4 separate regions of the Homo sapiens genome follow, and all the other regions are linked to region 4. The links are chromatin loops, found by intact Hi-C in ENCODE. Cell type or tissue: PC-3. All regions are shown on one strand. Region 1 has its middle 12 kb from the start of MIR8057. Region 2 overlaps TAF4B (TATA-box binding protein associated factor 4b). Region 3 overlaps TAF4B (TATA-box binding protein associated factor 4b). Region 4 holds the start of LOC124904274 (a long non-coding RNA gene).

The links. Peaks named below come from ENCODE experiments on the same cell type or tissue, not always from the same donor. Only the 100,000 strongest peaks of a DNase experiment are listed, where the experiment ranks them.
Region 1: it touches region 4 in a loop (11-fold over the local background); 2 of 110 quality-filtered maps call a loop at or near these places.
Region 2: a loop joins it to region 4, with 3 times the contacts of the local background. A loop is called at or near these places in 4 of 110 quality-filtered maps.
Region 3: a loop joins it to region 4, with 10 times the contacts of the local background. A loop is called at or near these places in 5 of 110 quality-filtered maps.

What each region holds. Positions count from the first base shown.
Region 1 is chr18:26,575,398-26,583,397 of GRCh38, reverse strand. It overlaps a transcript of KCTD1 not described here. Among named protein-coding and RNA genes, the nearest start is that of MIR8057, 12 kb to the left of the region's middle. In PC-3, no CTCF peak of the experiment used is centred here; DNase peaks (open chromatin) are centred at 3,247 and 7,347; H3K4me3 peaks cover 1,899 bases; H3K27ac peaks cover 2,526 bases.
Region 2 is chr18:26,304,305-26,312,304 of GRCh38, reverse strand. All of the region lies in intron 9 of TAF4B (TATA-box binding protein associated factor 4b), which reads right to left. Among named protein-coding and RNA genes, the nearest start is that of TAF4B, 82 kb to the right of the region's middle. In PC-3, a CTCF peak has its summit at 4,954 (motif pointing left); a DNase peak (open chromatin) is centred at 4,924.
Region 3 is chr18:26,379,906-26,387,905 of GRCh38, reverse strand. The region is part of intron 14 of TAF4B (TATA-box binding protein associated factor 4b); the gene reads right to left. Among named protein-coding and RNA genes, the nearest start is that of LINC01543, 39 kb to the left of the region's middle. In PC-3, a CTCF peak has its summit at 4,050 (motif pointing left); DNase peaks (open chromatin) are centred at 1,695 and 4,005.
Region 4 is chr18:26,452,132-26,460,131 of GRCh38, reverse strand. KCTD1 (potassium channel tetramerization domain containing 1) reads left to right here. Exons shown (of 5, transcript NM_001142730.3): 4 at 207-512; 5 at 4,231-5,222. The coding sequence ends at 4,389. It overlaps LOC124904274 (a long non-coding RNA gene), which reads left to right and starts at 7,126. Exons shown (of 2, transcript XR_007066322.1): 1 at 7,126-7,484. RefSeq lists an enhancer at 1,163-1,232. In PC-3, CTCF peaks have their summits at 1,844, 2,043 (motif pointing left) and 3,874; no DNase peak of the experiment used is centred here; H3K27ac peaks cover 817 bases.

The DNA.
Region 1 (8,000 bases), 120 kb before region 4:
TTTTGAGACAAAGTCTTGCTCTGTCACCCAGATTGGCGTGCAATTATGCGATCTCAGCTTACTGCAACCTTCGCCTCCTGGGTTCAAGTGATTCTCCTGCCTCAGCCTCCTGAGTAGCTGGGATTACAGGCGCCCGCCACCACATCCAGCTAATTTTTGTATTTTTAGTAGAGACAGGGTTTCACCATGTTGTCCAGACTGGTCTTGAACTCCTGACCTCAGGTGATCCACCTGCTTTGGCCTCCCAAAGTGCTGGAATTACAGATGTGAGCCACTGCACCTGGCCTACTTTTGCTCTCTTTTATCTCCATCATATTTTTTTTAAATTACCATCTATCTACTATTAAACATTACGGAAATATATAACTTAAAAGTGAAAATTCCCTGTAATGTTTTTTGTTTATATTCTTTCAGATTTTTCTATGTATACTTATTTTTTCTCTAAATTGAATTCATAAGTTCATATTTCAATATTAATTTTATTTGTAAAAGTTACACTTCTCAAAGGCAACCACTACTATCAGTTTCTTCTGTATTTTTCTAAAGATAGTCTATGCAAAGAACTCCATATAAATCCTTTTAAAAAAAAAAACCAAATGGTGTTATTCTATACATGCTCATTCTACTTTTTCATACTTAACGTATGTTGGAGATCCTTCCACATCTATACATGAAAAGCTGCCTCTTTCTTTTCTAGAGGTGCATGGTATCTTGCAGGCTGCACGTTAATTTATTTCACCTATTGATGGACATTTAAATTATTTTCCATATTTTGGGATTGTAAGCAATGTCTCAATAAATAACCATGCAATTGTGTCATTTCGAACGTGAATATTTCTATAGGATAACTTTCTGAAATTAGAATCATTAGATCAAAGGGTATATGCACTTTAAATTGTGGTTACATATTGTCAAACTGTACTCCCTACAAAGTTCTGCTAATTTACAATTCCACTAGTACAATGTGTTCTTGTTAGCTGAGAGGTGGAAAAACAATAACTCATTTAGTTTAATTTGCTTTTCTCTTATGAGTGAACTTGGTCATGTTTAAATAGGCTTAAGGAGCCATTTGCAGTTACTTTCTATAAATTGCCTGTTATTATTTGCTGACTTTTTTTTTTTTTTTAGACGGGGTGTCACTCTGTCACCTAGGTTGGAGTGCAGTGGCACGGTCTTGGCTCACCTGTAACCTCCACCTCCCAGGCTCAAGTGATCCTCTCACCTCAGCCTCAGAGAAGCTGAGACCACAGGCACGCACCAATATGCCCCGCTAATTTTTTTTTTTTTTTTTTGGTAGAGACAGGGTTTCACCATGTTACCCAGGCTGGTCTCGAGCTCTTGAGCTCACGCGACTTACCCACCTCAGCGTTCCAAAGTGCTGGGATTACAGGCATGAGGCAGCATGCCCAGCCCTATTTGCATACTTTCCTATTGGGTTGTTGATCTTATTGATTTGTAGGAGTTCATTAAGTAATAGGCCCTTGGTGATTTCTTGAAGTTTATCATGGCTAAGTTTACTTATGATGGTTTTGGCCATGTAAAAAATATATATTTTTATCTTTTAAATTTTTATGAAACCAAATTTCATATATATTTTATATAGCTCCCTAGGTGTTGTGTTATATTCATTCATTCATTCAACAAATATGTATGTATTTATTTATCTAGAGATGAGGTCTTGCTGGCCTTGAACTCCTGCACCCAAGAAATCCTCCTGCCTCAGCTTCCCCAGTAGCTGGGACTACAGGTATGTACCACTGTGCCCAGCTCAACAAATATTTATTGAGAGTATACCAGGGGACACAATGTTCTAGGTACTGGGGATATAACGGTGAACAAAGGCCAGGCATGGTGGCTCATGCCTGTAATCCTAGCACTTTGGGAGGCTGAGGCGGGAGGATCTCTTGAGTCCAGAAGTTTGAGATGAGCCTGGGCAACATAGTGCCATCTCATCTATCTAAAAGATTTAAAAATTAGCCAGGCATGATGGTGTGTGCCTATAGTCCCAGTTTCCTAGTAATACTATGGAGGCTGAGGTGGGAGGATTGCTTGAGCCTGGAAGGTTGAGGCTATAGTGAGCCATGATCATACCACTGCACTATAGCCTGGGAAACAGAATGAGACCCCATCTCTAAAAACAAAAACATGTACAAAACAGACACAGGTCTGCACTTATGGAGCTGATATCCTAGTGGAATATTTAGAGAAGTCAGATGTATTATACTCAAATTGTTTTTGTTTGTTTTACTTAACATATCATAGACATCACCCATATGGAAATCTAATTCTTTTTCATATTTGTATAGTATTCTTTTTCCAACACATACCAAAATGTTATACCCAGTTCTTTACTGAATACAAGCCATACTATTAGCCAGGGTCAACAGACTTTGTCTTATGGACCAAATCATAAATAGTTTAGGCTGTGTGGGCCATACAATCTCATCACCACTATTAACTCTGCTATTTCAGCACAAACGCAGCCAAGACAACATGTTCAAAATGAGCATGGCTGTGTTCCAGTAAAACTTTATGTATGAACACTAAAATTTGAATTTTATAACATTTTCTCGTCACAAAGTATACTACTGATTTATCTGTTTATTTATGCATTTTTGGCCACCCATTAAAAAATGTAAAATATAATACATCCTTAGCCCATGGGCCCTACAAAAATAGATAGGGGGCCGGATTAGCTGCAGGCCATGGTACGCTGACCCCAGCTCTAAGCCATTTTGCCACACTCCCTCCCCAGTGTCCTCTGGTATGTGAGTTTCTGTGGCTTCTTTGAGAATCATATTTAGAAACAATGGGAACTTCATTGCCAAGGCTGACAGAGGTGATAACAATAGTAATAATAAATCACATCCTTGGGCTCCACACCAACGCAGGCTGAGAGTGTGCTCTCAGCTGCTGCTTGCCTAGCTATGTTGGTGAACAGAGTGTGCCCTGTCCTTATCAGAATTTAGATCTGACTGAATGATAAAGGTGCTAGGTTCACCAGGGAACCACACTGAGCTCCTATATCACCCTGGGTATCCTAAGTTCCCTTACTAGATGCAAACCGCGCCCACTGCACAGTCCACCTATTACTCAGTATCCCCTGACCCTACTGTCCTTGTTGTCACTGCACTCAGGACACCTGACATCATATTATGCATTCGCGTGATTCTTGTTTGTCTCCCCGGCCAGAAGCAAGCAGGAACTTTGCCTTATTCACTGCCTAAACCAAGAGCCTGGAATGGGGCTTGGCACAGGGTGGGTGCTCAATAGTTGTTTGTTGACTCAATGAATCACCTCTCTAAGTCACCCACTTGGCTTTGGGCAGGTGGAGCCTGAACTCTCAGAAACATGGAAAGCCTTACTAAAAATGGAACTTACCTGCTTCTGAGAGAATCCACAAGGGCTATGTTACCATTGGCCAACTTCTCCACACTGCTAAGTAGATAGAGATGAGGCAAAAATGGGGGTAGCTCAAAGTTTCATCATCCTATACTTCCTTTGTGACTCAAAGGATAAACGGGGCTCCTTCCAATGTGTGGGAGACCTAAGCACCAAGAGAGGGTGCCCAGCTGAAGAAATGGCTTCAGTTTTCCCCTTCCAGCTGGAGTCAAAAACAAGCTTTTTAAATGCCACTTATTGTTCCCAGGCTGTGGCTTGGCCATTTATAGACTATTTCGTCATTATTAAATATTTCTGCATGCTAACATGAAATAAAAATATGAAAATTTGATGATGGGAAATAACTTTTGTGTTTTGCATGTAATTTATGGAAAATCTGACTTGTTCCCCAAACTATTTCTATGTTACACTTATATTTTAAGAGAACACAGCTAAATTATAAGAAGCAAATTAAGCCTCCTCTTAGGGGAAACAGTACAGAAAACCCTAACTTTATCTAAATCAGGTGGAACTCACCAGATGACAATTATTGAAAAAATTTACAATTTTCGTTTTCTCTGGGGTCATCTGCAAAATTGTTATGTAATTTAATTAGTTCCTAAGGTCATGCATAAAATAAAGCAATTAACCAATCACCAAATATGTTTTGATTGCCAAGTGTGTCCAACACTAATTGGACACTAACTGGACATTCAAAACTTTGGATGCTTTGTGTGTGTGTGTGTGTGTGAGGGTGAGAAAAAGCTCACACTGTATAAAATTAACTTATTTTCTACTGGAGGTATTAAAAAGATCCAATAAATATGTTTAGAGCACTGACTGTGTGCCCAGCTAGGTGCTGGAGGTATAGTGGAGTGAGACAAATAAGGAGTTTGCAGTCTGTACATTTCCTACTTGTTAAGTCTTCATCTTGTATATGCATCCAGTATTTGGCGGACTGAAAAAAAAAACAAAACAGGTAAAAACACATCCTGTAGGAACTATATGGGATACATAAAATAAGCCTGGCTTTGTTGAGAAGCCCTCCTATTTCCTATGCAATTGGCATGTGGTAATTATGTTTGCTTTCTAATTCCTAATGAGCACTTCTTAAGTAATTGGTACCCTGTTCATGCTCCCCAGTACTAAGAATTACACTGGATAACCTCCACGGAAGTGTGGATGTGTAATTTGATCAACTGGAAGGGGTAAGGCATCCACTGTAATTGAAATCAGTTTCCCTGGTGCATTTAATATTGGCATAGAGGAAGGGAAGAGAAGTCATATGTAATTATGATTAAAAGGGAGTTTCTCAGGCATGTCAAGGGCTCCTTCATACAGTCACCTAGGGAAGAAATGTGTAAAACCATACTATTCCCATGGGTTAGAGCCCAGAGTCTGCAATGGAGAATCCACAGGTATGGCCAAGGTTGGTTCAGTTGAGTTCAGCAAAACTGATGGAACACCAACTACATGGCACGTACTTTGCTAGGTACAATTTTATTAAAAAAATGAGTAAGATGCAACCTTGGAAGTTCTTTATAATTCTTCAGGCAGCTTACTCTCCACTTGGGAATATAAATAGGAGCAAATACTAACAATAGTTTATGATACAAGCAATTTCAAATCCTTGATAGAGTTTTAATTTTAGTGTAAATATGTTTTCATTAAAGGCGGTTCAGTTCTTTTATAAACAGCAATATACTACCAACACTTGTAAAAGTGATTTATAGAAGAGCAAAAATATTTATAGAAGGACATTGATATTACTGCTTACTAAGATAAAAGGTGGAATTAGCCGGGTGTGGTGGTGCATGTCTGTGGTCCCAGCTACTCAAGAGGCTGAGGCAGGAGATCGCTTGAACCCAGGAAGCTGAGGTTGCAGTGAGCCGAGATCGGAGCACTGCACTCCATCCTGGGCAACAGAGCAAGACTCTGTCAAAAAAAAAAAAAAAAAAAGAAAGAAAAGAAAAGAAAAGCAAGGTGGAGATGGGGCAAATAGAAAAATACTACAGTGAGTTACAGTGATGGCCCAGAAATAATCATCTTCATTGACTTCTTCCCAAATCCCTAAATTCTTTCCAACACAATTCAGATCACAGACACCATTGTATTTATGGGTGATCAGAATTAAGAAATGCTCAGCCACACATGCTGGTTCAAACTTGTAATTCCAGCACTTTGGGAGGCTCAGGCAGGAGGATCACTTGAGGTCTGGTGTTCAAGACCAGTTTGGACGACATGGCAAAATCTCATCTCTACAAAAAAACAAAAAAACAAACAAAAAAAAACACTAAAAACTAATTAGCCAGGCATGGTGTTGGACTCCCGTAGTCCTAGCCATTCAGCAGGCTGAGGAGGGAGGATCCTTGAACTCAGGAGTTCAAGGTTACAGTGAGCTACGATTGAGCCACTGCATTTCAGCCTGGATGACAGAGCAAAAACTTGTCTAAAAAGTCTAAAAAAAAAAAAATTAAGAAATGCTCATGAATTTATCCGAAAGAAATAATCACATTGAAAAGAAAAGGAGAGCCCTGTTCAAGATGTCACAATAAGCGCCTGTATTTAGCTCTACTACCTCCCTAAGCCCCATCAAGATGATAACAAAGATACCCTGAAAAGAATTGATTGATAACAACATTAACAAGGGAGGTGTCATTAGCAGATAAGAAATTTCAAAAAATTTCTAGAAGCCAAAAGCAGAGACATTGGACAGAATAAATGGAAACTACTAAAGCCCAGATGTAAATATCATAAACCTTGACAGTGATGGATGATGAAGCTGAGAGAAGTCTGAAGAAATGGAAGGAGTGTGTAGGTGTTCTAACATCCACAAAGCACACAGCAGGGTACCAGTATTTTCTGGGTAAGGTTGATGGGGCAAGATGGAATTTTAGTATTTTATATAAGGTTATTAATGTAACCACTAAAATAACTAAACATAAACCACTAAATTCTTCAACTTATCAAGGAGTTGATAGATACTATCTAATGCTGAGAAATCAAGAAACGATTTATAGTTGCAGGGATAACCACCAAAAGTACTAAAACTAGGCATGGTTACAAAGTGTTTACTTCTGCAATATGAAATAAACAGTGGTAATGGACAAAGGCAGTTTCACTCTTCATTTTTTACCTTCTGCACTGTTCAATTTTTTTAAAACAAGTGCATTGAACATTTTAATAATAAATACATAGATGAATACCTGATTAATAAATATTCTGAGCCTATATATACAAAATAATAAGAATGTGTTATATATTAAGTAGAAATGTCAAGACAGAACAAATCCTAAAATATAACCTTGTTTTAAAAAATATTTTTGTTGGTATATTTAAATATGTGTTTATAAATGTGAAGAAAGGCTTTAACAGTGCTTTCCTCTGGAGGAAGGGGGTGGGATTGATGAGGAACGATGAAAACAGGTTCATTTTTTCCCCTCTGTATGTACTTCTGAATCGTTCGAAATGGCTGCTAGGAACATGTATAACTCTTGAAAGCTTAAAAGCAACTTGCAAAGATTAATAAATTAAGGGAAGCCAAGAGACTGGCAACAGTACATTCAAATGTATTTTTATACATTTTATTTGATAGGAATTCAGTTATATGTGTGTTAAATGGATGAATGGAAACAGGTTTGAGCACCCAAATCTCAGCAAGGGAGTAGAATATGGATGATGGATCCATTCATCCATTTAACAAATATATACTGAATTCCTACCATGTACTATGCATTGTACTAATCACAGGAGAAACAGCGATAAACAATGCAATTTTTGTCTTTAAAGAATTCGTAGTCAAATGGTACAACAAACAATAACATACAATTACGAGACACGGTGAAAAGTGCTGTGACAGATGTATGCATAAGAACCTGGAGAGGGCTATAAAGGGACATCTACTCCTACTGAAGCGGATGGAGCAGTGTTAGCAAAGCTTCCTGGAGGCGATGCTATCTACAGGGAGTATAGACACAGGAGTGCCAAGGCATGTATGAGGTGTATCCTTCTGTGAATATATGTATTTACTTACACGTCCATGTGTCTGGAATGTGTAAGCATTTATATGAAGTAAAAAAGCAAGCAAGCCATGCTAATAGCAAAATAACACCGAATATCGTCGTAGCTGACACTTAAAGCCTCATCCTTGGCTCTGTTTCAGAAGCTCCAATAATCAAAAGATCAGTGCTTTCAATGAGGCTTTAGGGAGGGCAGGATGAGTAAGGGACGATAGCACGCTAAAGTTTCTGAGTGATCCAAATTCCCTGAGAAGTTTGGGGGAGCATAATGAAGTATGAAAAGCACAACCTAAATAATGTACAAATATTTGAATAATAGTTCAGAGCCTTCCTTTGAAGATCCCAAAGCACTTGAGCAAATAAAGGCTTTCCCTTTCTAGCTGGCAGGCTAGAGACTAAGCCATTTCCCCAGGTCACAAAGACCGTGACTTGCAGAAACAGACCACACCATTTCTGACCTGGCTGTCTTTGTTCTGGTGTCTGGATCATGCCCCTCCCTCCACCCCTGGAGAGACAGAGAGAGGAAAGTTAGAAACCGCCCCGTCCAGGGGGTCGCAGTCTCAGGCGTGAACTAGTTTTGTTTCCCGAACCCTGCCCGCA
Region 2 (8,000 bases), 150 kb after region 4:
GGAAAGCAGTGTTCTAGCAGCATATCAGTAAGGCTAGATAAGAGGTCAGGACACTAGCAAAGGCTTTGATGTTTAGAGATATTTGTGATTCTGGTTTGGTTTTAATTTTCAAGAAGTAAGTAAGAATCACCAAACCAAGTCTTCAAGTCTTCTGGTCTGATGCGGTGTCTTTCGATGAAGGTGCTGTGAAAGACAATCTGTTTTGTTTTAAAAGATATTCAGAAAAACAAACTTAATAGTGCCTCAGTAGAAAAAGCCTTCCAACTCAAGATTCTATGGAGTGTTACAGGGAACTAGGCAAATATTACAAAAATATCACTAATTTATCACAAATGCTTTGCATTCTAGCTTCTGAAACTGATCTAATTCTTTAGCTTTTGAGAATGCCTGCTCATGCCTGCCTTCTTACAATGTCTTCTTCTATCCCCTTAACTTCTCTAACAACAGCAGACTACTTCTTCTAAAGTAAAGTCAGTCACGTTATTTTCCTGTTCAAAAATCTTTCACATTACCCTGAACTCAACTTGACATCCAAGGTCTTCCAGGTAATGACCACAGTTAGCACTCTTCCCCCTTCCTTCCATTACTCACTATAGAATAACTCCTCCTGATTCTGGACTTTGCTTAGACTATTCCCTTCCTGTTCTAGTCTTCAACTTCCTATGCTTGTTTTTTTGTTTCTTTGAGACTGAGTCTCGTTTTGTCGCCCAGGCTGGAGTGCAGTGGCAAGGTCTCGGCTCACTGCAACCTCCACCACCTGGGTTCAAGCGATTCTCATGCCTCAGCCTCCTGAGTAGCACCACCACGCCTGGCTAATTTTTGTATTTTTTTTAGTAGAGACAGGATTTTGCCACGTTGGCCAGGCTGGTCTCAAACTCCTAACCTCAGGTGATCTGCCTGCCTCGGCCTCCCAAAATGCTGGGATTACAGGTGTGAGCCACCACGCCCAGCCCCTTTGCTTTTTTCTTATTTTCAAAGCTTTCAAAGCCTTATCTATGTCCCAGATCCACTTTGAATGCCTACTTTAGAAATGCTGGTTTTATACTTTTAAATCATTTGTCCAACTGCTACAATGCTGAACTCCTGAGAGCACATGTTTGTCTCTGTTATGGTAGTTCTTACTCTGTCTTCTTTTCTAATCAATGTATTTGCCTTAAATTCCAACTAATTTTATTGATCATATTAATCATCTTCATCACCTATCACTGCAGCTTTTTTCCTAGTATGAAACAATGGAAACAACCTAAATGTCCATCATTATGGAACTTTGTTAAAAATATCAAAATCACAGTGAATATGTACTGATGAGACAATCTCCAAGATTACTATTAAGTGGTTAAAAAAAAAACAAAAAAAGCAAAACATTATGTATGTATTATATATTACCATCTGTGTTGAATACTATATCTAGGGAGCTCCATCTTGTCATGTACCATCAATAAAGTATACTGTACCCAAGAAAAAAAAAATACTATACTTAGAACAATACATAAGAAACTGAAAAAAAGTGGTAACTGGTTGGCTCTAGGCTGGGAACCTGGGTAATAGGGGGGATAAAGAAGTCAGGGGAACCCTTACTTTTCCCATTGCATACCTTCTTGTACCTTATAAATTTCGTGTAAAATGTTCACATTACCTACTCAAATAAATGAGTTTTTAAAATATAAACAAAAACTTTTATTTTAAGATCTAGTTATTTCCTTAGATTACTAAATCTGTAATAAAATTAGTTTGCCTTCAATATTCTTTTTTCACCTCTCTCAAGCAGAGCCTCTCTACCACAGTGAGCCAGTAAATTCACACAATATCCTGCTTATTCCTTCTTCTATGCTTTAAAGTTGTTTTTCTCATGGGAATTTCCCTCTCTTCTTATTAACTCAAATGTAGCGTAGCATACTGCAGTACTTCTCAAGCAATAGTGTTTTTAGGAAACACCTAGGAAGTATATTTAAAATGCAGGTCTCAATGTCAAACACACATCCACACAGTACCCATGATTCTCATTTGGTAGGCCTATGATGGAGACCAGGGATTTGGAGTTTTCTAACAGGCACACTTAAATGATCATGATACAAATGGTCTAAGGACCACACTAAGAAAAATACTGAGTTATAAAAATTAAGAGTACTGATTCTAAAGAGGTCAAGGTTTCAGTCCCTGTTCTGACCATTATTAACAGGATGGCTGGGTGCAGTGGCTCACACCTGTAATCCCAACACTTTCGGAGCCCGAGGTGGGCGTGTCTCCTGAGGTCAGGGGCTCAGCACCAACCTGGCCAATATGGTGAAACCCCATCTCTACTAAAAATACAAAAATGAGCTGGGCATGGTTGCATGCCTCTAATCCCAGCTACTCGGGAGGCTGAGGCAGGAGAATCTCTTGAACCCGGGAGGCAGAGTTTGCAACTGAGATCGCGCCACTGCACTCCAGCTTGGGCGACAGAGTGAGACTTCATCTCAAAAATAAAAAATAAAAAATAAATATTAATAGGATGACCATGGACAAGTTTCTTCCCACGTCTATTCATTGATCCCCTTATCTGTAAAATGGGAGTGAAAATGACCCTCTCATGTAATTTTGTGTGAAAACTGTATTAGAAACTAAAACTGCATCAGAAACTAAAAATTGGTATTATTTATTCATTGAAAAATAAGAAATATATATTACCATAAATAACATACTTTAACAAAAATTAACATATCAAAATTTAAAAATAGATCAAGAGTGGTACTGCCTTCTATTTTTACAAATCTTTTTAAAATCCACGGGTCCTCTTGCATTTTGAATGGGATCTGTTACTCAGACATGGTTTTGCAACATCATCCATTGGTAATATGGAAAATACTAGTTCACTGAGTCATACAGTTCTTCCAAATTTAGATTCTAATACATAATCCAAAATTACATGTATCTCCACCAACCAAATCAGAAAATATAACTATTGGAAAGCTGTCAAAGTCATGGTAATAGATATGTTTTGCAAAGTTTTCATTTTTGCTTGATAGCTCCAACTTTATCATTGGCAAAAAAAAAAAAAAAAAAAAAAAAAAAAAAAAAAATACTGTCAGGTTTTTTCCCTAAAGTGACAGACTCACTTCATTCATTTTCATGAAAATGTCTGTCAAATGCTGGTCTATATATACTTATAGTTCCTAAATTTATAATGAACATCAGAAATATGTTCATTATAAGGATTTTTAAAATACAAGTTCCTGCCATACCCAATCCCCAGAGATTTTATTCTAGATTAGATCAGCTCCAGGAACCAAAATTTTAACAAATTCCCTGGGTAACTCTGAGACTGCTGATCTATAGTATACTAGGAAATATTTAGTTATCAATTGTTTCCTGAAGTATGTACTAGCTCTTTCCTATATTCATGTTCTCAGTTCAATTATCAATTTCTTTTTTTTTTTTTTTTTTTTGAGACAGAGTCTCACTCTGTTGCCCAGGCTGCCAGGTTGGAGTGAAATGGCACAGTCTCGGCTCACTGCATCCTCCGCCTCCCAGGTTCCAGCGATTCCCCTGTCCCAGCCTCCCAAGTAGCTGGGACTACAGGCATGCACCACCACACCCAGCTAATTTTGTATTTTTAGTAGAGACAGGGTTTCACCATGTTGGCCAGGCTGATCTCGAACTCCAGACCTCAGATGATCCGCCCACCTCGGCCTCCCAAAGTGCTCGGATTACAGGTGTGAGCCACTACGCCTGGCCTAATTTAATTTCTTAACAAGAAATTTTTAGATTTTTCACACCACAGCATTATAACTGTCTCTTGGCTTTGACCATTCTTGAGAATGCTCATGACAAATAAATAAGATATGCCCTATCTCCTACCTATATAACTTCAACCTTCACTTCATGGTGTACCTACCTCTAACGTCCTCCTTCTCAGTTTATTCTGCACTAAAGTACACAGATAAATTTTCCTGAACATAACTTTACTATGACAACATATGACTAAAAACTCTGAAAGACTTCACAATATAATCTCCAAGTCTTCACTCATATAATTCACTTGGAATGTTCAACAACCTCATTTCTTTTTTCTCTCTCTCTTTTTTATTAAGACACCCAGGCTGGAGTGCAGCGGTGCAATCTCACCTTTCTGCAGCCTTCACTTCCGGAGCTCAGGTCATTCTCCCGCCTCAGCCTCCCAAGTAGCTAGGATTACAGGCGTGCGCCACCATGCCCAACTAATTTTGGGGGGTTTTTTGTTTTTGGCTTGAGTGCAATGGCTCCATCTCGGCTCACTGCAACCTCTGCCTCCCAGGTTCAAGCAATTCTCCCTGCCTCAGCCTCCCAAGTAGCTGGGACTACAGGCGCACCACCACACCCGGCTCATTTTTGTATTTTTAGTGGAGATGGAGTTTCGCCACGTTGGTCAGGCTGGTCTCGAACTCCTGACCTCAGGTGATCTTCCCAACTCAGCCTCCCAGAGTGCTGGGATTACAAGCGTGAGCATACACAAGGACAAACAGACTCGTAATACATAAAACAATGAATTATATATGATGAAAGTTAAATAAGTTAATATACACTAGACAATCTAATTCCTGCAGTATGGAAAAAATGGACATTAAAATTGATGGAGTAATACCATCTATGCAAACAGCACATAATCTGGTCCTATATTATTTTCCAAGAGTGTCTTTTTAAAGTAATAAAAATCACACTAAAACCCCTAGTTGTTAAAACACCTTCACTACCAGATATAGTATATAGATATTATCCATAAATATTTTATTATGTATCTCTAAAATATAAGGACTTTAAATAAATGATCACATAAAAATATTGATATTAATTCCTTATTATCATCACATCTTCAGTTGAAATACGGTTATGCAAACATGCAGAGGTACTATCCTGTTTGCCACTTCTGATTCTGAAGTATGATGGAAAGAACATGAATCTCTGGCACCCTCTGGTGTTTAAGCACAATACAGCTTCCCAAATTCACCCCAGCTATACTGACAAGCAGAATAGAAAACAGAATCTTCTTAGCAGAAAAAGTCACAAATGAATCCCCCCGAAAAGTGTAAGTTAACAAAATAGTTTTTAAAAACTATGAAAATATCATTCTATATTATTAAATGTCATACAGTTTGGTCAAGACAAGAGCTAATATTATTCGCTACTATTTCTTCTTATTTAACAAAAGAGCCAACATCGAGGGTCTATTATCAGTTTCATTTAAAAAGTAACTGAAGTAAGGCTGGGCACGGTGGCTCATGCCTGTAATTCCAGCACTTTGGGAGGCCGAGGCAGGTGGATCACGAGGTCAGGAGATCGAGACCATCTGACCATCCTGGCTAACACGGTGAAACTCCGTCACTACTAAAAAAATACAAAAAAAATTAGCCGGGTGTGGTGGCGGGTGCCTGTAGACCCAGCTACTCAGGAGGCTGAGGCAGGAGAATGGCGTGAACCCAGGAGGCAGAGCTTGCAGTGAGCCGAGATCGTGCACTGCACTCCAGCCTGGGAGACAGAGTGAGACTCCATCTTAAAAAATAAATAAATAAATAAATAAATAAATAACTGAAGTGATGTAAGTATCCAGGGAAGCAAAATTAAATTTAAAAAGACATCACTATGAAAAGATATGCATAAAGCCATGTGTGACTGTGAATTACTAGAAAGTACTGTACAAAAATGAAAAGTGCACCTTTGTACAAAAATATCTAAGAAATAGCTGAGATTATAAATACTCCTTTTCCAAAACTCACCATTTCAACAAATATTTGAATGCCTATTATGAAACAGGCATTGTTCTAAACACTCGGTATACATACAATGGTAAACAATCATTGTAAGCTTTCATAGACGATTAAGAAGAAGTGGGAAATACATGGAAGCAGGGGTAAACAAATAAATGAACAAAATAATTTTAGATAAGTACCTCAAGACAGCAGATATCACTGTGGAAGCTACTTTATGTTGGTTGGCCAAGCAAAATTTACCTCTCTAAGGAGGTAGATTTGATATATGAAAGACCATGTCATATGAAGACTGAGGGACAGCTTTCACTGCATACCACATCAAAAACTATACAGTGGGTTTTATCAAAATCTCACATAACCCATAAATATACGCCTATGTACCCCCCAAAATTAAACATTAAAAACATTAAAGAAAATAATAAATAAATAAAATTGTACATCAGGACCATGACTAGTGTGTCCGAAGAACAGAAAGGAGGCAAACATGGAGCACGGATCCCTAACACCACAGACCGTGATCCTTGCAATTCAGTTTTTCTGAATATGAGAGATAATTTGCTTATGCAATGGCTTTTCAGTTTTTCTGTTCCCTACAACCTTACCAAATTCTAACAAATATAACCATGGTTTCAGATGGGAATCTTCTATATCGTAAAAAGAAAATTCTTTAAGCCAATTCTCTGCCCCCACCACCCAAATTAACCTAATCACACAATTCTATACAAACTTCATGGAACTGCCATGCTGATTCTAAAATTCATGCACGAGAGAAAAATAACAAGTAAAATTAAGATACCTTCGATAAAAAGGAATATAGAAAAAGGACTTACTTTAACTATGGGCTAGATAAATAAATAAAGATGTTATAACAATCGAAAACACCAAAATAGTAATATCAAAACAAAACAAATATTTGGGAGGCCGAGGCAGGTGGATCACCTGAGGTCAGGAGTTTGAGACTGGCCTGGCCAACATGATGAAACCCCGTCTCTACTAAAAATACAAAAATAAGCTGGGAGTGGTGGCGCGTGCCTGTAGTTCAGCTACTCGGGAGGCTGAGGCACGAGAATCGTTTGAACCCAGCAGGTGGAGGTTGTGGTGAGCTGAGATCGCACCACTGCACTCCAGCCTGGGCAACAGAGTGAAACTGTATCTCAAAAAATAAAATAAAATAAAACAAAAACATATCACTAAAATGAAATTTGCCCTTTTTTAAATGGGAATTTACTATAAGATAAAGGTGGCATTGCAAATAAGAAAGTTAAAGATGATGAACTCTTTACTAACTATTGCTCAGACAATTCATTTGAGGAAAATTTAATCTCTGCCTCACACATTTACAAAAATAAAATCAAGAATTATTGAAGATATAAAGGTAAATATCTGTATTTGAGGTAAGTGCATACAAGTATCTTAGAAGAAGATACAGAAGGCACATCATTCTGGGCTCATAATACGAAAGGATACATTAGAATTCAAAAGCCATAAAGGAAGAGACTGCTAAACTTTATACTGTAATTTAAATTTTCCATATATGAAACACTAAAAACAAATTTCCAAGTTAAACAAAAAACTAGGAGAAAAATACTTACAATGTATATATCAAAGAATTACTACTGTCCAGCATATGTACATAAGTCTGGAAAGCAATAAGTAGTCAACAGATAAATGGGCGAAAGTAATAAGTCAGAAATTTCCCAAAGAAAATACTTATAGTGACATTTTTCCTTCAGGCAGTAAGTGGACTAGATTTACTGAGGAGCAATTACACAGCATAAGACATTTTCATTCCATTGTTTGGTTCACAGGACCTGTTAAAAAAAAGGTGTCAGTAAAAATCAGCAATAAGCATATCCTAAAGGAAGAATTGCCTCAAGGGCAAATGACTGTGGCTAGCACTAGTTCTTGATTACAATGGGAAAAGTGTATCTGAGACTCCTGGGTAAGTCAAGTTCCCAGGAAGAAGACTAAAGTGGTTCCAAGTCAATAGTAATCCCTGGGTCTACTAGAAACAGTCACAAATCCTCTCTGGAAGAAAGCAAACTCAGTTTAGACCCTCAGGTTTAATCTGATTTACCTGTCCCACAAAGTTTTAGATTTATTGACTACATTTTTTACTTCTAAAAGTCCTATTTGGTTCTTTTTCAAGTATTTGCAGTCATTTTTAAAAATAGTTTCTTGCTCATTCTTGAGATTCCGTATTTTATTTTTAAATACTTTATACTATTTTTTAACACTTACTATTTGATCATCCTATGTTTGAAGTCACTGGAATTC
Region 3 (8,000 bases), 72 kb after region 4:
AGCATGACTTAGGGGTACTTTATCTGACGGACAAATAAAACTTCTTTAAGAGATACTACCCAGTTTTTGAGGGACATGATGTCGCAGTCATATTTTTATACTCATTAAGTTAAACTTGTTCATAAGTATCCATGGAAACAATTTTGGAAAGTCCACGTTCTAAAAGAGGGAAAAAAATTGGTCTCAGCTGCCCAATTGTTCGGCTACTTATCCCAGAGCCCATCTACAGTATAGAGCCAGTCTCTCGCCACTTCTGCAGGGTTCTTGGTAATGAATGCAATTTGTACAAGTGTAAGCCTCTGGTACTTCAGCTAAGCCTGGCAGTGAAGCACTAGCATGCCACTCTGCTAGCATCAACACTCAGAGATGGTGTAACTCAGATGTAACTTTAACTATTGTAAATTATTACCATCAAAATATCTTCATAAGATTTTTGCGGAATGGGACCAAAAGCTCAGTTTTGTTTGGAAAATTGAATAAAAAGTACATATTAGGAAGAAAGTTACTAAAACATGTAATTGGCAGTGAGTGGAAATTTTGTTGTTTACAGGAGTAACCCATTTAAAACTACAACATATTTAGGCCAAGGCAAGCAAATCGCTTGAGGTCAGGAGTTCGAGACCAGCCTGGCTAACATGGTGAAACCCCACCTCTAACAAAAAATAAATAAAAATGAGCCAGGCATGGTGGTGTGCGTCTGTAAGCTCACTTACTCGGGAGACTGAGGTGGAAGAACTGCTTGAACTTGGGAGGCAGAGGTTGAAGTGAGCCAAGATCATGCCACTGCACTCCAGCCTGGGTGACAGAGTGAGACTCTGTCTTAAAAAACAAAAAACAACTACAATACATTTAACTAGAGGCAATTTCTTTAGCCATAAATTAGATACATTATGCTAAAACTGTATCTATATGTTTATAAATCTTCTAAGAGTTTTCCTAAAATCAGTACTTTGGTGTTTTATATGAGATTTTAAAATAACTGGCTAGACAGACACAATGTCTTGGCAATTCCACATCTATGTAAACACCCAGAAATATGCCATGGGTTCATCAAAAGATATGTATAAGGATGACTACTATTCACAAGAGCCCTAAGCTAGAAACAATCCGAGTGAGTACATTAAGAGTACAATAAATTGTGGAATAGTCATACCATGGAATAATACACAGCAATAACGACTGGGTAACATGAAAGAGTATCACAAAAATGTTCAATGAAAGGAACCAGACACAAAGGAATTCATACTGTATGATTCAATTTCTACCAAGTCCCAGAACAGGCAAAGCTAAAAAAAAGTCAGGAGAGTGAGTTCCCATGGGGGAGATGAGAAGTGATTAGAAAGAGACTGAAGTTTTCTGGAGTTCTGGTGATGTTTCCTTCTTGATCTAACTACTGCCTACATGAATGTGTTCATGCTGTGAAAACTGTGGTGAGCTTATGACTTGTGTACTTTCTATATTGATGCTATATTTCAATAAAAAAAATTAAATTGCTACCCCAAAAACCTTGCCTCAGGAGGAAATTAACATGGAAGCAAAGAGAGGGGGGAAAGGAAAGACAATAAGGCAAAATTGTCAAACAGAAAAAAAAAATAAAGAGACCTAATCATCTGAGTAAGGAACAAAGGGGTCACAGTTCATGTTTGTCATGTGACAAGCCTGAAGGATTCAGGGGAAAGAGCCATATTACAGCTGCCAGCACAGAGTTGAAAAGAAGGTCATTCCAACAGGATGCAGCAGAGAGCCTGAGGCAATGTTATAAATGAAAAAAACCCCAAGGGACATTCAGTAACCCAACAGAAATGTCTTTCATAATTCACAACTTTATGAAGGTGATAGCATTCTCTTCCCCCAAATAGCAGCTAACTTAGAAAGTCAATCTTTCTTGAATCTGAATACAAAATATATAGCATTTTTATTCCTGAGCTTTGATTTGGCAAAGTCCACAACTGTAACTTGTCAATCACAATGACCTGGCCAGAATAACCAGCTACTCTCAGTTATCCACAGTCAAGGGGGTAGAGAGTGCACAGGTAACTTACAGCCATAAAAACCAAACCTGCTTTTTCACCATCAGTTTTAATTTTCCTCTGCCTCACCAAGTCCTTTCCCCAGAGTTGACTAGGACTGATTTCTGGTCACATTAGAAATCACAAAGAATACTAATGTGGTTAAGGGCCCAGAGTTTGCAAGAAGAAGAAGAAGAAGAAGAAAAAAAAAAAAAAACGCTGTTTATTCTTCTCACTGTTAGTGTACTGTTCACTTCGGAAATAGAAGGTTTTCCCATGTAACTTTCTACATGAGGATATTCCTTAATCTGGATTCTTCACCTGGATGAAAATGAAAGATGAAACGACCAATTCATTTCCCAGGTGCACAAAAGATGTCCTAGGAAGCCTACTCAAACCTAAATGTTAACATCTTCTAAAATTGCCAGATCAATTATGTTAGCCTTCATAATTGTTACTCATTAATGTTACCCAGCCCACTAACAACTTATCTCACCTAATTTGTTTTGTTATACCACTGAACTAAGTTTCTTGTTTTTATAATGAAACTTCTGAGGAACTCTATTGCTCTAACAAGAAAAAATGGAAAATCATCAGTTATCAATTTTAGATAAATAACACCATTTTAATAATGATACTAAATAACCAAAAATAACTAGTAATCCAATTTTTATCCCTCAACTTAATACAGCAGTGTTGTGAAATAAAACCTTTAAAGATTTTTCTACTTCTTTTTCCACATTTCCTTAAATTGGATGACTGCTCTAAGTCAGAAGCAGAAAGGACATCTTTATGAACCCAGTGGCTTCGGGAATCCTGTTGGGGTTTGCAGTGACTCCATACGGGCCTCTCCTCCCAAGAGCCACCATCCACGGTAATGTAGCTTCATGCTAGTCTACGTTCTGATTCCATTCAAAATTCTCTGGGTTACTGGGTACCTACTATGGGCAAGAACTGTGCTAGGCGGCATAAGATATACAGAACTGAATGGTGGCAAACACTCGTTGTCTCCTCCATAGGCAATCTCAAATTACTTAATTTCTCTGTGCCTCAGTTTCCGAATCTGCAAAATAGGGATAGTAACACTAATTATCTCAAATGGCTGGTTTGAAGATTAAATGACAATGGCATACGCTCTCTAAATGTTGGCCCTATTCTCATAATGAATTCCCTAGTCAGTAGGAAGGCACTGAAGGTTTACAAACAGGAAACAGTGTAATTCTAGCTCCAGACCTTTTTTCCCATCCCGTAGTTAAAACTAGTTAAACTTTTCCTACCTAGGTCCTATTATCTCAAGTCTTCACTAAATCACTGGTTACTGAACTCAAGAGAAATCATTTGTGCTGCCATACTTACCTTGTCCCTCTCAGTGAAATTTCTGAATTTTAAGGGAGCCTTGAATGCCTAAAGCTCCAAAGTAGACTGATGGCCATTTCAGACATGTGACGGGTGGACAGTAAGTTTTTCTTACACCCCTCAAATTAAATAGTGGAGGAGCCTGCTGCTGTACAGAATCAACTAAGCTTTTCAATATTGTCTCTAGAAACTAAAAGTCAATCTCTTTCATTCAATTCCCTGAATCCTACGACTAATAAAAGCAAAATTTGTGTCCCTGAATCTGAACAGTTAACCAAACACAAAAACTGAGAATTTCTTAATAGAGGAATCAAGAGGCAAAGATTCATGACATTCTCAGATTCTACCTGATTTACACTAAGTCCCAACCTCATGCCACCATGGCAGCTCTTAAGGGATAGCTCAAGTCTTTTCAGCTTTAAGGAGGAAACAAGGTCCAAATGTGAGAAATAGGGAGTAGAATGAAGACTTGGCTCCAGAAAAAAGAAAAAAAACTGAACATCTTCTAAGTCTCAGAAGCAAAAATAAATAAATGTGCCCTGGATACCTGACCCAGTGTAACAAGAACACTGAAAATCTATATTCACAATACCCAAGCTTCTAGGCCTTAAAGGGGAACACAGGACAGAAAAATACTGAGCTTCAAAATTCACTGCCCTCTGCTGGTCAACAAGCAGAACTTCTGAAGCAACAGATCTCTCATCTTTATCACCTTCATTTTATTCCTTTCTAGTTATTTCAGAATACAGACAACACTGCATGTTAACTTCTGCCCCATTTCATCACTCCTAAATGTCTATGTTTCAATAGTACTTTACAGAAGAAAACACTGATGTGACACGGAATCACTGGCTTCAAGTTACAATTCTAGCTCTGTAATTATGAGAGCTATAGAGATAATATACTGCCTGTCATAGCTAATGATCACCCCCATCTTTATCTCCAACAGAACGCTCTCTCATTTTCCAGATGCCACTGTTCAATTTCTTAATGATTTCCAATTGAATGTATTATAAGTATCCCAAATTCTACATGTTTCAAACTATCATTCCTTCCCTTCCTCCTCTTCATTTCAAGGAATGCCTAAGCCAGAAAATTGGATGTCATCCTCAAATCTTTCTCTATAGTCCATCTGCCACTTATCTATTCTACCCCCTTAATAGTTTCTAAGCCATCTACTTTTACATTTTCACTTCCATTATCTTCTGCCTAGATTACTTCAACAGCCTTCTAAAAAACCTCCCTATTTCCAGTGTTAATATTGCTTACACTGCAGTGAGAAGGATCTTTCAAAAATAATCTGACAAAATTGTTTTCTTGCTTGAAATGCTCCAGTGGCTAAGATTTTCCTATAAGAACCAAGTCTAAACATCTAAGCATGACATATATGGCCATCCATGACCACACCAAAGTTTCTCTCCCTAGTCTCATCTCTCATTCCTTTCTTCTTGTCTCAAACTATTGATTATGAACAAAATATTTTTCCTTTTTGATACAGACAATTAATTGCACATAGCATTCTCTCTTCACTGAACTCCACTGATCCTATCCTTATTGCCACATCATCTAAGTTCTTTTGGATTCAGCTAGGATATCAAGTGTCCCCAGTGCCTACAAACACAAACTTACCCCAGGTCTAGCCTAGGTGCAACTCCTATGCACTTTAGTAGTACTTTTTATTTCCCTCTACCATCATACGTCTTCAGTGCAATGTAATTTTCTCTTTAACTTATCACTTACTAGAATAAAAAGATTTTGTACCTGTGAATACTTTACAGTGTTTGGCATTTAGGTGATATCATCTGTAGGAGAACCATGTGTTTGGAGTCACCCAATAACATCACTTATATGAATAAACAGTGAAAATAAACCACCCTATGAGCTTTGGACCTTCTAATTCAAGATCCTGCTGTCATTGTCAGCTTTAAGCCAAACCAATCTGGGGTGAAAGGTGGGGTATGTAAAGTCCTTTGATGGTTTATTCACAACTATTACCCAGCCCTCTAACATCTTACCTCACCTACTCATCCCCACCAAACTGCTACTAGATGGAATTTGTTCAAAAGACTATTTTCTGCCATTTTCTCCAAACATTAAGAAAGTGCTTCAGCCCACCAAGGAATTCGACACACAAGAACAGCAAAAAGCCAAATAAACAGTGAATTCTGAAAGGCAGTAAATTGATTATTTCCTATGGCCAAGCTGACAACCTCATGTCAAGACTTTCCTACTTACACTATGGTTATTTTCTTTAAACTTTTACTAAGACACTTGCAAAGACCTCTGAAAACTCACATAAACTATGTCCAGAGATCGGTTTTACCTATTATTTTCTTAAAATTTATTCAAAGGACTGCTAAACATTTTTCTTTAAGAATTAGCTTTGATTTTTCCTTGGAGAACTGTGAATATAAGTAAGAGCTATAATATAATAAGGGTTGCTGTGCCTCAAAACTAAAGGTGAATTTATCAATATCTTTAAATGTATTAACAGTAGCTTTGTTTAAAACTCTAGTAATTCTAGAGTTGGTGAGTTGCATACAGGCTGATAGAAAAATAACTCGAATGAAATATGAATTTATAGAAAAAAAGAGAAACCATTAGAAATTGGAAACATAAAAAAACCATTTTTATTTTCATAAATTCTTTAAAAGATATATGACCATTAATAATAACATATCAGGGAGGTTAGAACATATGTAGCAGTAAAGTAGGTGACAACAATAGCACAAAGGATGGAAGGGTGTGTATAATTAACTATTTGGTTTGGATTTATTTATTTATTTATTTATTTATTTATTTATTTATTTATTTAGAGGCGGAGTTTCGCTCATTGCCCAGGCTGGAGTGCAATGGCGCAATCTCGGCTCACCGCAACCTCTGCCTCCCAGGTTCAAGCGATTCCCCTGTCTCAGCCTCTCGAGTAGCTGGGATTACAAGCACCTGCCACCAAGCCCGGCTAACTTTTGTAGTTTTAGTAGAGATGGGGTTTCTCCATGTTGGTCAGGCTGGTCTCGAACTCCTGACCTCAGGTGATCCGCCTGCCTTGGCCTCCCAAAGTGCTGGGATTACAGGCGTGAGCTACCGCGCCCAGCCAAATTACTTGGTTTTAAAAGACTCTTCCATTTTGTGTGAAGTGGTATTAATTCAAAGCCAAGTGTAGTCAGTTAAGGATGCACATTGTACCTCTGAACAGAGTCACAGCAACCATTAAAAAAAATAAAAGGGCCAGACACAGTGGCTCACGCCTGTTACCCCAGCACTTTGGGAGGCCGAGGCAGGCAGGTCCCTTGAGCCCAGGAGTTCAAGACCAGCCTGGGAAACATGGTGAAACCCTACCTCTACTAAAAATGCTAAAATTAGCCAGGCGTGGTGGTGTGTGCCTGTGGTCCCAGTTATTCCAGAGGCTGAGGTGGGAGGATCGCTTGAACCTGGGAGGTCGAGGCTGTAATGAGCAATGATTGTGCCACTGCACTCCAGCCTGGGCGACAGGGCAAGACTCTGTCTCAAAAGATAAGTAGGTATATAAATAAGACTATTAACTAAAAAGGAAACAGACAACGTAGCATAGAATACTAAAATAGTGCTTGATTAACTCAAAAGATGGCAGAAAAGGAGAAAAAAACTGGGAAAATTAAAAATGAACAGCAAGATGATGGACTTAAATCCAGTCATAGCAGTATTTACATTAACTATTGAACCAAACACTCCAAGTGAATTCTCATTCTGGTAAAAAAAAAAAATCAAAACTCAATTATATGTTATTTATAAGAGACCTGCTTTAAACAAAGACACAGATAAGGTGGAAGTAAACCAAAGGAAAAAAGATGAACTATGTAAATACTAAGGGTGAGAAAGCTGACATGGCTATAATAGTATCAGGCAAAGCACTAAAATAAAACTTTTAAAAAAACAAAGCAGACTTCAAGACAAGGAATATTACTAGAAAGGAAGATCAATTCGCAAGGACAGAAGGAGGCAATTCACGAGAAAGACATTCAGTATTCATCAAGACAAACCATGCAAGCCCAAGTCATAGTAAACTTAAAGGACTAAAATCAGGCTATGTTCTCTGACCACAATGAAAACACCAAACATTTGGAAATTAAACAACATACTTCTAAATAATCTGTAGGTCAAAAAAGATACCAGGATGGAAGTTAGGAAATATCTTCAAAGTTGATAATAAAAACACAACATATCTAAATTTGTAGGGTTGAGGCTAAAGTAGAAAACAAATGGAATTGTATAGCTTTAAATGTAGAAAAGAAATGTGTAAGGTTAATTACAGGCAATTTCCCTCTAAGATCAGGAATAAGGCATGGATGTCTGCTCTCACCACTTCTATTAAACATAGTAATGGGGAAGTTAGCCAGTGCTCTAAGGCAAGAAAAGAAAATAAAAAGCATAAAGATTGGAAAGGAAGAAGTACTCTTATTTTTATTTGTGGCCAGCATGATTTGCTTAGCAAATCCTAAGACATTTATTCCAAAAAACCTCTAGAACAATTAAGTGAATTTAGCAGAATGGAGGATACAAGATCTATGTCAAAATCAACTTTACTTTGATATGTTAGCAACAAACAATTGGAAAGTATATAATTTTAAAATACTACTTTCAATAGCATCAAAAAAA
Region 4 (8,000 bases):
ACTCAGCTCCTTTTATCTTCACTGAATGAATGAATGAATGAATGAATGCAAATTGAGCCTCTACAAACATGTCGTAAGTGAAAAACGCACATGCAGATTTGATTAGTGACATAACAAGAAGTGGAAAAAAATCACCTCTTAGATGTGGACATGTTTAGTACTTTATGTTTGCAGTTTGCACTGTGAAATACCTTTTTTTTTTCCAGGACTACACTTTGTTATATGAAGAGGCAAAATATTTTCAGCTTCAGCCCATGTTGTTGGAGATGGAAAGATGGAAGCAGGACAGAGAAACTGGTCGATTTTCAAGGCCCTGTGAGTGCCTCGTCGTGCGTGTGGCCCCAGACCTCGGAGAAAGGATCACGCTAAGCGGTGACAAATCCTTGATAGAAGAAGTATTTCCAGAGATCGGCGACGTGATGTGTAACTCTGTCAATGCAGGCTGGAATCACGACTCGACGCACGTCATCAGGTTTCCACTAAATGGCTACTGTCACCTCAACTCAGTCCAGGTATAGCATTGTTACGCACTGTGTGGCATCAAATGCCACTCTTACTGTTGTCACTTAACCTTGCCCTCACATGGTGCCTTTCCTCCAAAGAGCTTAGAAACTCACTCAGTGACACTTCTGTTGGGTAGGTGAATTATCACCCTCTATAGCAGTCATTCCGTAAGTCTTGTGATTGTGCCAGGTGCTGGGATGAGCACTGGAGATACAGAAGAGACAGATATAGAACACGACAGCTGGGCACGGTGGCACACGCCTATAGTCCCAGCCACTCCAGAGGCTAAGGCAGGAGGATCACTTGAGCCCAGGAGTTCAGGTTCAGCCTGGGCAACATAGTGAGACAGACAGACACAGAACACGATGGACAGCTCTGTGTTCATGGAACTGCATTATGGGAGTGGAGTGGGAGGCAAACAGTCAACATAAATATATTGCCCAGGAGGTGGTAAGTGGATTTCTGGGGCAGAGTATGCTGGCATATTGAGGACTATCAGGAAAGCCAGTTTGGCTTGAAGAAAGTGACTCAGGGAGAGAGAGTACCCAGACAGGAGGCCCGGGAAAATCAGGGACAGATCACGGAGAGCCTCGTTAGGAGGTGGCAAGTGCCCTAGGATTGTTTATTTTGGCATCTTTTGGTTTTGGTTCGTTTGTGTATGTGAGCCAAATGGAAATCCATTGGAGGGTTTTGAGCAGAAGGGAGAACTGACAGAACTCGTATTTTAAAGTGAACATTGCGACAGCAGCTAGAGAATAGGAGAAACAAGGAGACCAGGCAGCAAGCTGTGGTTCAAGCAGCTGAAAAGTGTCCAGTTGTGTGTGTCTGGAGGGTAGAGCTAATAAGGTTTTCTGACGATGGCTGTGGGTTGTGAGACATAAGCCCGGGATGACTAAGATTTTTGACAGAGGAACTGGGTGAGTGGAACTGCCATTTCCTGAGATGGAGAAGTGTAGGGGAGCAAGAGATGTGGGGGTGGAATTGAGAACTCAGAGGCTAATGTGTGCTGAGCACCGACTCTCTGCCCTACCCTGGGCCATGGCCTGAGCATGTGTTGTCTTCTTACAACCCTAACAGGTAAGCACTGTTAATCCTCTCTGTCTTGCTGATGGGAAGGCAGAGGCACACCTGGGTCTCGATTCCAGCTCCGTGTGACACAAAACCATTTGAAGTCAATGGAGTGAGGGTTCTAGTTTTTTCCCTCTTTTTAACTGGAATGGGCCCATGACTTTGTTCAGTATTTAGTCAGCAGAACCCTTCCCAAAGCACAGAGACTAGAAGCACCCACTCTTCTGTGCTGCCTCTTGAGGATTGTTCCACTACTATTTATAACTCTTTAAAATATATGAACAGATGTCTGAGAACAGAAGAGCAGAAAACTGGCAGAAAATGTTCCCTAAGCATGCTAGCGGAAGGCACATGCTCCCAGGCGGCGGGCTGGCTGCTGGGTCGCAGGGTTCCCGAGGACGAGATTCGCGTTCTCACCTGTGCGGAGAGCGTCCCCTGGAGGTGTGTGGTGCTCCCGCATGGCCCTGCACAGCGTTCCTGAGACGGCCTCAGCAGTTTAAGCCTCTTTAAAGCCCAGAAAGCCTGTCCCCTTCCACACAACAGCCTGCCCTGGCTATCACTGGAGCAGACAGAGGGGCAGAACCATTCAGAGCCAGGACAGGAAGGCCTCGGCCACACCTTTGGGCCAGTGAATAACGATCATCAATTCATGTGCTTGACAGTTTCCCACATCAGATATGGAAATTTTCATCTGGATTAACGTGGTCATATGACACAGCCATGACCTACCCTTGCGTCCTGCTCCACCGACCAAGAAATAGGCACCAGCCTATGGGCACGCAGAGACTCTGGGATAAGGCTTACGACACCCGATACCTCACTAAGTTGTTGTGTGATCACTGTTTAAGGAACTTTGCTGTGAACGTGTTGTTGTTTCCAAAGTAATGGCTCCATCAGCTGTTTGCATTACATTGAAATAAGCTTTTGACCACATCCAAGGTAACATTGGATCACATTGAATAATTATCACATGATGCCTATCGGACTCCGAAGAAGAGCTTAGCGATTTCCTCCTGTTAGCATTTAGTGACCTTAAGACTCAAAGAAAAATGGACATCAGGGTTAGGTTCTCTGCTGTTCATGGCTTCCTCCCCTTTGGATTTCCTCTCCTAATCATGGCAAGGGATCTTTTCCAGGGTGCTGGTTTGGCCAAGCAAGCTGGGATGCCTCTTGCTGAGGGCTGCATTCCTGCCTCTGCTGGGGAATCCATGGAGGGAGCTGTTCTTCGTCTTTGTATTTACCTGCCACCAAAGCACATCTTGATTTTGAATTTAGGGATTGTTTTCTTCCTGTCCTTATGCTGACAGGTATGCATATGCATTGTGAATTTACCTACAGAAATAGAGCACTGCTGGGTAGAATGTTAATTTTGTTCTTATAAGGACTTGTGTATGTTTTTTTAATTTGCCAGCACTTGAGGTTTTAATTAATTTTTAGAAAACATACTCTCTTGCTTTCCCATCTCATCTAGTAAGCTGTTTTGCAACATAGCAGACTATATTCTATATTGAAGTAGGCAACTAAAAAATAATACTTTTTAAAAAAGTAAGGATTCACTTTACATTGACTACATTTCAGTTCATTCCAATAAAAGTTTTTTTGAGGTGGGTTTTTTTGTTTTGTTTTTTTTTTTTAAGTTATGATTGAATCACTTTGCCTTTAAGGTGGTGTGGAAGTAATTTAATTATATTCAGAACTCGGGCAGGAAACATTTGCAAGTCTAATATTTGTTGGATTCCTAAAGAAACAGAATGCTCCAGATCAGTTTCCTGTATTTTTGTCTATCTAATCTAAGAGTCACAGGTACTGTTTCCTGCATTTAACAGTGTCAGACATGTAGTGCCAAACCCAGGAATCTTGCTGGCGTTAGGTTTTTGATTTCAAAATTAAGGAACAGATTCTATGGCTTACATTTGTATAAGAAGTTTAGAATATCTTTATTTTTCTTACATTTTCTAATATGTAATCATTGTGCTGGTTCTTGTCTCCTTGAATGAATGCAGGGCAATAAATCTGTTTCAGATGTTACAAACTTGAAAACCTGTAGATAATCCTCTAGTGTCTTCAGTAATCCCTTTGTTCTGCTATTGAAATTACATCAATCTTCCAGGCCAAAACATATATATTAACTCGGTATTAGGAAAACTTGAACAAAGGCGGAGTTGAGAGTACAAATGAATCACTGACTAAGTAAACTCTGCCATCACTGTCCTTTCCAGATTCTTTATCATCTCATAGGATGTATTTTAGTGATAAATGAGCTTTGAAATGTGAACCCTCATTTTTGACAGAGAGGGCAGCATTGCATATACAAAAACAGGAGATTTGAGGCCAAACAGACCTGAGTTGGAAACCCAGTCCCATCACTGACTAGCCATGAACCTCAGTTTTCTCATTTATAAAATGGGCCTAACACCATCGAGTGTTGTAGCTGGTGTGTGTAAAGCAAGCATGAAAGGCACATTTTAGGCATTAGAAATGCTTGCTTCCTCTCTCCTGCCCATTAATCCAGGGTCTTCCTTTGAGAGGAGCAGCTCACAGGGACATGGGTGCTGGATGAGATGAACCAGAGTGCGCATAATCTCAAACTTTGGGGTGTTTATGTAGCCATAGGACTTACCTCACCCCTAACTGGATGCTTGTCTTGTTCCCTCGCAGGTCCTCGAGAGGTTGCAGCAAAGAGGATTTGAAATCGTGGGCTCCTGTGGGGGAGGAGTAGACTCGTCCCAGTTCAGCGAATACGTCCTTCGGCGGGAACTGAGGCGGACGCCCCGTGTACCCTCCGTCATCCGGATAAAGCAAGAGCCTCTGGACTAAATGGACATATTTCTTATGCAAAAAGGAAAACACACACAACCAATAACTCAAACAAAAAAGGGACATTTATGTGCAGTTGGGACAGCAAACCAAGTCCTGGACGTAAAATCGAATAAAAGACACATTTATATCCAATAGAGACCACACCTGTATTCATATGGGAACAATTGGAATAGTGATATCCTCAAGGTGTAAAAAATATATAAATATATATATATATGTCAAAAGGTAGGAAATGCAAAAAAGAAAAAAAAAAAAGGTGACAGCCGCAGTTGGTGCTGTGATGGCCGTGAAGTGTCCTGGGCCTTCCGAGGCCTCTGACAAATAAACAAGCCATGAGTGGTGAGGACACAGTCTCCTTACAGTTTCCATTGCCAACAACAGCCATCCATATTTCTTTTTTCCTTTGTCTTTCTTTTTCCTTTTTTTTTAAAAAAACAAAACAAACAAAACACCTTGAATCAAGTTTGTTTGTATATGGAGGTTCCACGTCTTTCTTTAGGCAGGGACCAGGCAGGACTTCAGAAAAACCCTCATGAGCACATTGCAAAGATGTTAGACATGAAATTTTAAATGTAGTTTGTACAGAAGTCACACTTTTTTGTCCACCTCACAGATGTGAACTTTACTTTGTTTTAAAACTGATCAGTTTTGCCAAGGGGCCAGAATTATTCCTTGTTAGAATTGCTCCAGTTCAAGTCTGCTGCTTTCCTACAATTTTTCAAATTTTATAATGTATTAAATACAATAAACTCTGTTTAAAAAATAAGGTCTGTGTGAAACACACATGTGGGGGTGAGGCTGGATTAAAGTGAAATTTTTTCTTTTTGAAATTGTCCGTGTTGAGCATCAAAAAGAGGCATGAAAGCCGGGGTCAGTTTTGAAGTCAAAACCTACTAAAGGCTAAGGATGTCATCACCTGTTCCAGACAGTTGTCTTCCGACCCAGCAAATGTTATTTCCTGTGCTTTGTTATTCTGCATTGGTCAGCAAGGTAAATCTTCCTTCTTACGGACTTTTCGGTTACACCTATTTCAGTTATCTGGCTGCAGAGCAAGTCACACCAAAATTTAATGGCTTAAAACATTTTGTTCTGGCCTGTGATACTGGCCTTCGCTGGGCTGCATCTGCTCCATGTCTGCTCCACTGCTCCAATCCAGGGGTCTGATTGGCGTGGAATGTCCTAGATGGCTCACCCAGATGGCTGCAAATACTTGGCTGTTGGCCTCTATGTGGCTTGGGCCCCTCTCAACATGGTAAGTGGATTCCAAGAAGGAGGCAGAGAAAGCCACAGTTCTCTAAAAGCCTGGGCCCCGGACTGCACAGTACACTTCTGCTGCTTTCTGTTGGTTGAACAGCCACACGGCCAGCCCAGACTCAATGAGGGGGAAATAAGAACCTCCTGTTGGGGAAAGTAACAAAGCATTTGTGACCAACTTCAGTCTACCATAACACCTGTCCAAAGCATCTTAAAAGTAGGGCATTATGGCTTTGGAAGAAGTAGGGAACATCTCAGAGCCAGAACTATCAATCATTTTATTACTAGCCAGAGAAGTAAAAAACCTGAGATTTCAACAGCACTTTAGAATGAAGTCCTCAGCTTTTCCAAGGTATTAGTGACCCTGATTCCTCCATCGGCCCTACACCCACCTTTCTTCCCTCCTCTTCCTCATTCCAGACACTCAAAATAAATCTGGCATGCTGGTAAGATTGACAGGTAAACTAGAATGTGTTTCTGGTGCAGAGATATTCCTGTGGTGATGGGTTATTTCCATCCTGAACTTACTTTCTTTTTTTAAATTAAAAAGTGTATGCCTGAGGACACTAGTAATGAAAATATCTCTGGCTTCTGAAACTAAAAGTGAGCTGTTAATGGCTCCTATCACTGCCTGAAACACAGGCAGCCCAAACACTGAATTACTTTAATGACGGCTAGCCAGGCTTCCACATTGCTGCGTAATTTCCCTATTTGAGACTAATACACCACTCTCTCAGATGGGGACAGACAGGGCTGCTCCCACCAGCTGCTCGGTCATCCATGTCTTACTGAAAGGAGAATAAAATTGCTCTATGATTTACTAGCAATCCATTCTCATTAGGCAGAATTTCCTCAAAACAATAATGCAAGGGCCTCACTTTGGGACTCTGCTGGTTATTGTCATCAGTTAATGTTTACCCAGGACTGCCTATGTGCAGTTAGCATTGTCCCAACCAAATACTGCACAGAATGGTGTGCATTGGCTACTGGCATCCACTTTGTTCTTTTCTAAGTTCTTCGGTCCATTTATATGACTGCATCCCAGTTGCACATTGTTTCTACAAAAACTCTGATCCAGTTCAATGGAGCAAACATTTCACTTGTAATGTTGACCTTTTTAGGTCTTGAAACATGTAGATTCCCAGATACCAAAATACTTTAGGAAAGAGTAGGTCAATCAAAATGTCAAAATATAATTGAATCACCACTTTTTTCTTTTCTTTTCTTTTCTTTTTGAGACAGGGTCTCACTCTGTCACCTAGGCTGGAATGCAGTGGCACAATCTTGGCTCACTACAACCTCCACCTCCTGGGTTCAAGTGATTCTCCCACCTCAGCCTCCCAAATAGCTGGGACTACAGGCATGTGCCACCACACCCAGCTAATTATTATTATTATTATTATTATTATTATTTTTGGTAGAGACGGGTTTCACCATGTTGGCCAGGCTTGATCTTGAACTCCTGACCTCAAGTGATCCACCCCCGTTGGCCTCCCAAAGTGCTGGGATTACAGGCGTGAATGAATCACAATCTTATTTTTCACTACTTTTTATTATTCAATATAAAGTTCATATTCAAACTTCGCCAGTGTCCCCAAAAGGATCTTTATAGCTGTGCTTTTCACCTAGAGGATCTGATCAAGGATTATGCATTGCATTTATTAATAATACCCCCCACACCTTCCTTTTTTTTTTGGAGGCGGAGGGGTCTTTCCATGACATCGACTTATTGGAAGAGTCTAGGTCAACTGTTTTGTAGATTGTTGCACAATTTGGATTTGTCTGATTTGTCCCTCACTGGTAGAGTCAGGTTTTTTGGTTTCAAGAATACTACATAGGTGATATCATGTCCTCAGTGAATTATATCACAAGACTCAGTTTGACCCATATTAGTAATGGCAGTTTTGGCCTCTTGGTTAAAGTAACATTCACCAAATTATCCAGTGTAAAGGTAGCTTTTTCTTTTTGTAATTAATGATTACCTGTGGGATGACACTATGAGACTATAAATATCCTGTTTCTCAACACACTCTCACCAGATGGTTTTAACATCCATTGGTAATCCTTTCCTGAATCAATCATTACCTTGGTAGCTATAAAAGTTTGCTTTTTAAAAAGCCACTGTTGGCCGTGCACGGTGGCTCACGCCTGTAATCCCAGCACTTTGGGAGGCCGAGGTGGGTGGATCATGAGGTCAAGAGATCGAGACCATCCTGACCAACAGGGTGAAACCCTGTCTCTACTAAAAATACACAAATTAGCTGGGCGTGGTGGCACGTGCCTGTAGTCCCAGCTACTTGAGAGGCTGAGGTAGGAGAATCATTTGAACCCAGGAGGTGGAGGTTGCAGTGAGC